Regions from separate parts of the Mus musculus genome. Here region 2 is linked to region 1. The links are chromatin contacts, found by Hi-C or POLR2A ChIA-PET in ENCODE. All regions are on one chromosome and are shown on one strand. The core of a region is the stretch at or near the end of the contact, and the rest is flanking DNA. Distances in the headings are between cores, read along the strand shown. Region 1 holds the start of Lyst (lysosomal trafficking regulator). Region 2 holds the start of B3galnt2 (UDP-GalNAc:betaGlcNAc beta 1,3-galactosaminyltransferase, polypeptide 2).

Region 1 (2,910 bases), core at 265-2,764:
ATTAATAGTCATGAGAAAACCAAAGCTGGGCACAAGTTAAAATGGCAAAGACAAATTTTATCCAGGACTAGCATAACAAAAAGAACCCAGGTACATAGTTGGCCTCTGATTTAAACACACTAGGGATACCTGGGGATTTATAGTCAAGAAACGTGGAGCTCATGGTTGATACCAACATAGGTGAATGTTGGTAGCATCAACCTCACAAGATTCATGCTGAAGGCAGGCCAGCATGAATAGATACCAAAGGTGGGGACTGAGAGATTTTGTAGATAGGGAGGGTGTGATTGTGTATGTGTGGGTTCTTGCTAAACTGCCTTGGCGATTGCTAAACCTAGAGTTTACAAAGATGTGCACACATAGCACATGGGCCAAGGAGAAGGTTCAAAGTCTGACTAAAGTTTGCTTTAAGCAAGGATCTTTGTCACATTGCCCACTGTATGCTAGCATATTTGAACAGGGCTAGGTAGGGTATCATACCTGGACCCAGAATTTTTGCAAGTTTCTCTCTTTCTGTTTGACAGAAATATAAGTTCAGGCCCCAATGCTATCTTGAGGATAGCCCTGCTTCCATCTTGGTGAACCTTTCCGTTTTTTGTCTTTTGTTTTGTTTTTTTTTTTTTTTTTTAATCCTGTGACCTCCAACAGAAAATAGGACAACAGTTTATTGCACATACTGTCCATGAAAAAACAAAACAAAACAAAACAAAACAAAAACCAAAAGAAAGTTTATTCTGAGGCAACTTTGAGTGAATAGTGCTTAGTAACAGAGATTCGGGTTTCCCAGAATTACATGTTCTACTGTGAAAGAGGTTTACACGCAGTCTTATAGCCATAGAACAAAAGACCATAAATCAATACATTTGCCAAATATAGCGGAAAGGACATCGGGGAGGTAGGCTACAGCATAGCAGGAAAATCTCCAGCTGATGATACTCTTCTTTTGAGCACTGCTGAAAAGCCAGTCGTTGGCTAAGTTTAACAATACATTCCAAACTTTTTACATAACAGGCACAAAGATCTTAGGTCAGCTACAAAGGTTGGTAATAAGCAGTTTTTTTAAAGAACCTAAAGATAGTCCAAGATAATCTTGGTTACTGATCATCATCTCTCCGTAATGGTAAAGTTCTAGACAGTCAGTCACTTTGTACAGTCTTCAACAAAGATGTAATTTTCCCAGTAAACGTGAGTTTACAGTAGAAAGAAGACACTAGGCTTGCGCTTTTAGGGGCTGAATCGCCTGGGATGGACGAAGCTTTATGCGGCCGGGAGGGGTGGAGTTCAGAGAAGCTGCACAGGGCCCTCCTCGCTGCATTTGTCCCGCCTTCTTCCTCTCATTGGCTGAGATTCTCCACGCATCACGTCGGCGACCCCAGCGTGCCCTCCCGGTGGGGCGGGACTTTAGGCGCTCGAGGCGGGGACGGTGCGCACGCGCAGAGGAGCGGGTCTGGGTCTGGGCGGGGGAGGAAGGGGGTGGTGTTCCCGGTTTCCCGGGTTACCTGAGGGGGCGGGGGTGAGAGCTCACGCTGGCCTGGCAGCCTTGGTGAGTCGGGATTCTCCTGCACCGGCGGGCGAGAGCGCGCGGCGGACCACAGAGCGGAGGTAAAGACCGCAGCGGGCTCCTTTAGAGGGTCAGGGTCTCGACCTCAGCGGGGCATGGCGGGAAGGTGGCGGGCCGCCCGGGCGGGGTCGTGCCGCGCTAAGGGAACGGGGTGGTGCCCGGAGCTCGGCCCGGCCGGGGTTCGCTTGCCTTCTGAGCTCTGCACAGTTGCTGATTGAGGCGGACCCGGGCCCCGAGGGCTGTGGCGGCGGCGCGGACCCCATAGTAACTTTACTTACCGGCCGGCTGGTGCGGCGGACGGTGTCCTCAGGGGGCGCTTCACCTCGGGAAGCGCTTGTCCCGGACCGCCGCTACCCTCAGCCTGCCCGGTCCTTCCCAGCAGGTGACAGCGGGAGCTGACAGGTTCAGGGCGTCTCACTTCGCGCCGCGGGTCCATCTGTCATTCCCCACCCTGGTGCTTCGGAGTCCTTGCTGTCCCTTCCCTGCCCGTGACACCTGCTGCGGGACTCTGCAAACAACCCTTCGTGGTTCGCGCGCACCTCTGGAGCGGTGGCTGAGATGCTAATATAATAGGGACGTGACCCAGGGAGATTTCCTCTGCCACCGGAGGCCAAGGGTTCATGATGGAGGGTTGGAGCTCAGGGAGTCAAGAAAAGTGTCCTCATCCAATCCTCAGAGGGATAAACAAAACAGCAAAACATCCTTGATGGAGAGAGAGAGAGAGAGAGAGAGAGAGAGACAGAGACAGAGACAGAGACAGAGACAGAGACAGACAGACACAGCTCTTGCTTGGTAGTTGATGGTGTGAGAAAAAAATTTTAAGGTGTTGACTCGTGTAGAACACACATTTGTGTTGAATTCTGGCCAGTATTTCCTTAAGGATCAAATTCATTGTGCATTTTCTCCAGGGTTTGTTTAACAGGTTGATATGGCACATTAATTTGAGCTTTTTCTTCCTGAAAGGCATTTGGCTGGTCTGCCTTTACTTTTAACTTCCACACCTAGTAACCTTATACTAATAAAGATGTTGGCTCTTAGCTTTTATTATGTAGCTGATTGGTAGGGGATATCTGTATTTACAGAGCATTGCAAGTAACTTTTCTGCTGCTCGTTGCTGTCATCCACGTTGACACTAACACATACAGATATTGAGAGACTTTGGAAGATAGAGGACGTAAGGGGGAGATGAGTTTCTGTTATTTAGTTTCCATTAAAATACTTCCCAGACAATAAATTGCATATAGAGCATATGCATTTAGTAAAGATGTTTAAGTACCTATTGTGGACCAGACACGTTTTATAAACAGATAAATACCCCCTTTCTTGGGTCATACATATTCTGGAAGAAC
Region 2 (2,910 bases), core at 240-2,739, 360 kb after region 1:
TCAAACAAGTTTCTTCTCATGGGAACAAATTTGACCACGTGAGTTATTTTATTAAGTACATAATAAAACAGTACAGTAGAACACAGCTTTTACCTGATTAAACTAAATTAAAAAATTGAAATTAAAAACATTGCAAAAATAGCCAAAGAAAAAGCTATCTTAAGGGGCTGAAGAGATGGCCCAATGGTTAAGAGATCTGGCTGCTCTTCCTGAGCACCCAATTTCAGTTCCCAGTACCTACAGGGTGGCTCACAAACACGGGGAAACTCCAGCTCCAGGGGATGGGATAGACGCCCCCCCCCCCAGCCTGCACATGCGTACACACACAAATGAAAAAAAAAATCAAATAAAATCTTTTTAAAAAAGTCAATCTTAACAGTGTCAGGTTGAGGATATAGCTCAGTTGGTAGAGGGCTTGCCTAGTAAGGATTAAGCCCTGGGTTCCATCCCAAAGCACCACTTGTGGAGATGAAGACAGAAAGATCAAGAGTTCAAGGCCATCCTCTGCAGAATAGTTTCCTGTTAACTACGTGAGACACTGGGGGCGTCTGTGTGTGTGTGTGTTACTACAATTGCTTTTTTAATACAAAACCGCTACTCAGTGGCAATATGGTGCTGAGCCTGAGAGGTGGCTCCAGTGAAGTCCGCTCGTTTCCTAACGCTGGTTGGAGATGGATCTTTTGCAAACCCAGCCCTCACACATTTGGTCACCTCAACTTGGTGGGAACTTTTCAAAGTCATCTGGCAGCTGAAGCTCTCATTTCTGTGCTTCCCGACAGTTACCCTAGTGAGGAGCGCGTGCGCACCCAGGCAGCCTCCAGATCCGGGCTTCTCCTCTGTCCTCGCTTTCCATAGCAAGCCCCGGTGTTTCTCGTCCTCCTCACCCGCCGTTGCTTACTAGAGGGAAGCAGGAAACTCCCTGCTACTCGGCGCTCAGGCTCCCCGCTGCGCTTCTTATGGGATAGGTCAGGGGAGCACACTATTATTTCGTTGAGCGCTGAGGTGCCATACAAACCTGCCCCGACTGGGCAACTGCTCCTCGAGGTCATGCGCCCTGCAGCAATGTCCACAGCGGAGGGGGTCGTACAGCAACTTGAGCAGTTAACGTGCAGGTTCCCCGTGTGCGGTACCCGCCTTTACTACAGGGGAACCCTAGCAAGAAGGTGGATGCGCATGCTCAGTGTGCCGCTAAGGCACCGCGGCCGGATGAGAGACGCGCATGCTTCGTGTGTGCACTTCGCCTCCAGCGTTGCGTAGCAGCACGCATAGCTCTCTGGGAAACGTAGTTTCTCGGGCTTACAATCTCAGGCACGCCTCCCTCCTGGGCTCAGCGAGGGACTACCGCTCCCGCCCTTCCGGCAGACAGGAGCGTGCAGGGACGCGGACTGAAGGGCTGGGCGAGAGCGAGGAGGGCTGAACGGGTGGGAAGGCCACGCACGCGGGGGCGTGGCCTTGGCCGGGAAGCGGCCGCCGCTCGTGGTGCGGATCTAAGGAGAGAGCGGCGGAGACAACGCCAGGCGTGGGCGCGAACACTCCTGGTGGCACTCGGTGTTCTTAGGTCCCCTCGCTATTGGCCGGGACGCGGGAGAGCGCGGCGGGGGCGCGAGGTGGGAGCGGCCAATGCGAAACTGGCTGGTGCTGCTGTGCCCTTGCGTGCTCGGGGCCGCGCTGCACCTCTGGCACCTCTGGCTCCGTTCCCCGCCGGACCCCCACAACACCGGGCCCAGCGCGGCAGGTGAGGTGAGGGGCTGAGTCGCTGCGCTCGTGGGAGGCCGCGGGGGATGGCTGAAGGGGCACAGGGAGGGCTCGGACGTCCCAGAACGGACGGAACAAGCGAGTCTTTCTTTAGTGTCGGGCGAACCCAACTGTTCGTTTCTTATCAGCGTGTGCTCAGCGGCCCGCGTCGTGGTCGAGGGAGGGCCCTGGTCACAACTTGGGGCGCTTCTCTCCGAGGTGGGGTGGGGGAGCGAGCTTGCCGGTGCTGACGGTGTTGGCTTTGCGTGTCAGGACTCACTTTGCAGCGAGGAGGGACGGACTGTACTTTGTGGTCTCTGATCATGAGGTGAGTCAGGAAAAGACCTAGACGTGAACTAGGGTTCAGCTGTGAGTGGAGTCGCCCCTGTATTCTGCTTGGATAGCTTGCTAATTAAGGAGCCTAAGAATACCGGATTCTTCTTTAACTTCGCGTACATTTGTTCCCAAACTTCATCCATCGTGGGAATGAAATCTTTGTTCTCATTCGCCTTACAATCTGAAGGTGCGTTTGCCCACAGTGCGTATCCAGTGTTGTCCTGCCACCCTCAACACTACTTTCTTGTCTCCTGTGTGTCATTTTCAAGTTTTTCCCGGAATGCTTATATATGTCGAGAACTCTATAGCCATTTTAAAGATAGGGTAATGCTTTAATTTTTAACTACGTTAGGATTTATCTTACCATTTCATATCCAAACAGCTGTTTTCTTTTCAGAAAGTTTTAAAACAGTTCTTCACAGCCATCACAGAACCAAGTCTTATACCTTATTTAGCAATCCTCAAAACTCCGACTGTTACCAGATTACACTGGGGTTATTTTAGTAGTGATCTCTTTTCCTATTAGACAACCACCATTTTTTTGGAAAGGCTATTTGTGTGACTGAAAAGAATGACTTCCAAGTGGTATAATGAAAGTACATTATATGCGTATTTAGCTTGTGAGACTTTTACAAACTAGTTAAAAAAGGGCCGTACATACAAAATGCTTGGCCACCTAACATCTGTTGGGGTTGTGCTCTCTCTCACTCAAAGATGAGTGAGTTGCTGGAATCTACACGCAGAGCCCACTGTAGAATATATGTGACCTTAACATTAACAGTCTTTTAGCGTTCAACACAATAAACCTTGCCTTTGAGCTTGTGTTTAAGTAAGACTGCA

What was found. A loop is a pair of places that touch in the nucleus more often than their neighbours do. ChIA-PET counts read pairs that join two places held with the same protein, here RNA polymerase II (POLR2A).
Region 2: POLR2A ChIA-PET joins it to region 1 with 13 read pairs in embryonic stem cell. The contact joins the promoter of B3galnt2 here to the promoter of Lyst in region 1. A Hi-C loop is called at or near these places in 1 of 37 maps with a recorded cell type or tissue (regulatory T cell). POLR2A ChIA-PET finds 5 or more read pairs at or near these places in 2 of 5 experiments (both embryonic stem cell).

The regions. Positions count from the first base shown.
Region 1 is chr13:13,588,895-13,591,804 of GRCm38, forward strand. Lyst (lysosomal trafficking regulator) reads left to right here and starts at 1,515. Exons shown (of 53, transcript NM_010748.2): 1 at 1,515-1,602. It overlaps Gm30836 (a long non-coding RNA gene), which reads right to left and starts at 2,307. Exons shown (of 2, transcript XR_382086.4): 1 at 1,840-2,307.
Region 2 is chr13:13,953,185-13,956,094 of GRCm38, forward strand. B3galnt2 (UDP-GalNAc:betaGlcNAc beta 1,3-galactosaminyltransferase, polypeptide 2) reads left to right here and starts at 1,490. Exons shown (of 12, transcript NM_178640.3): 1 at 1,490-1,735. The coding sequence starts at 1,621.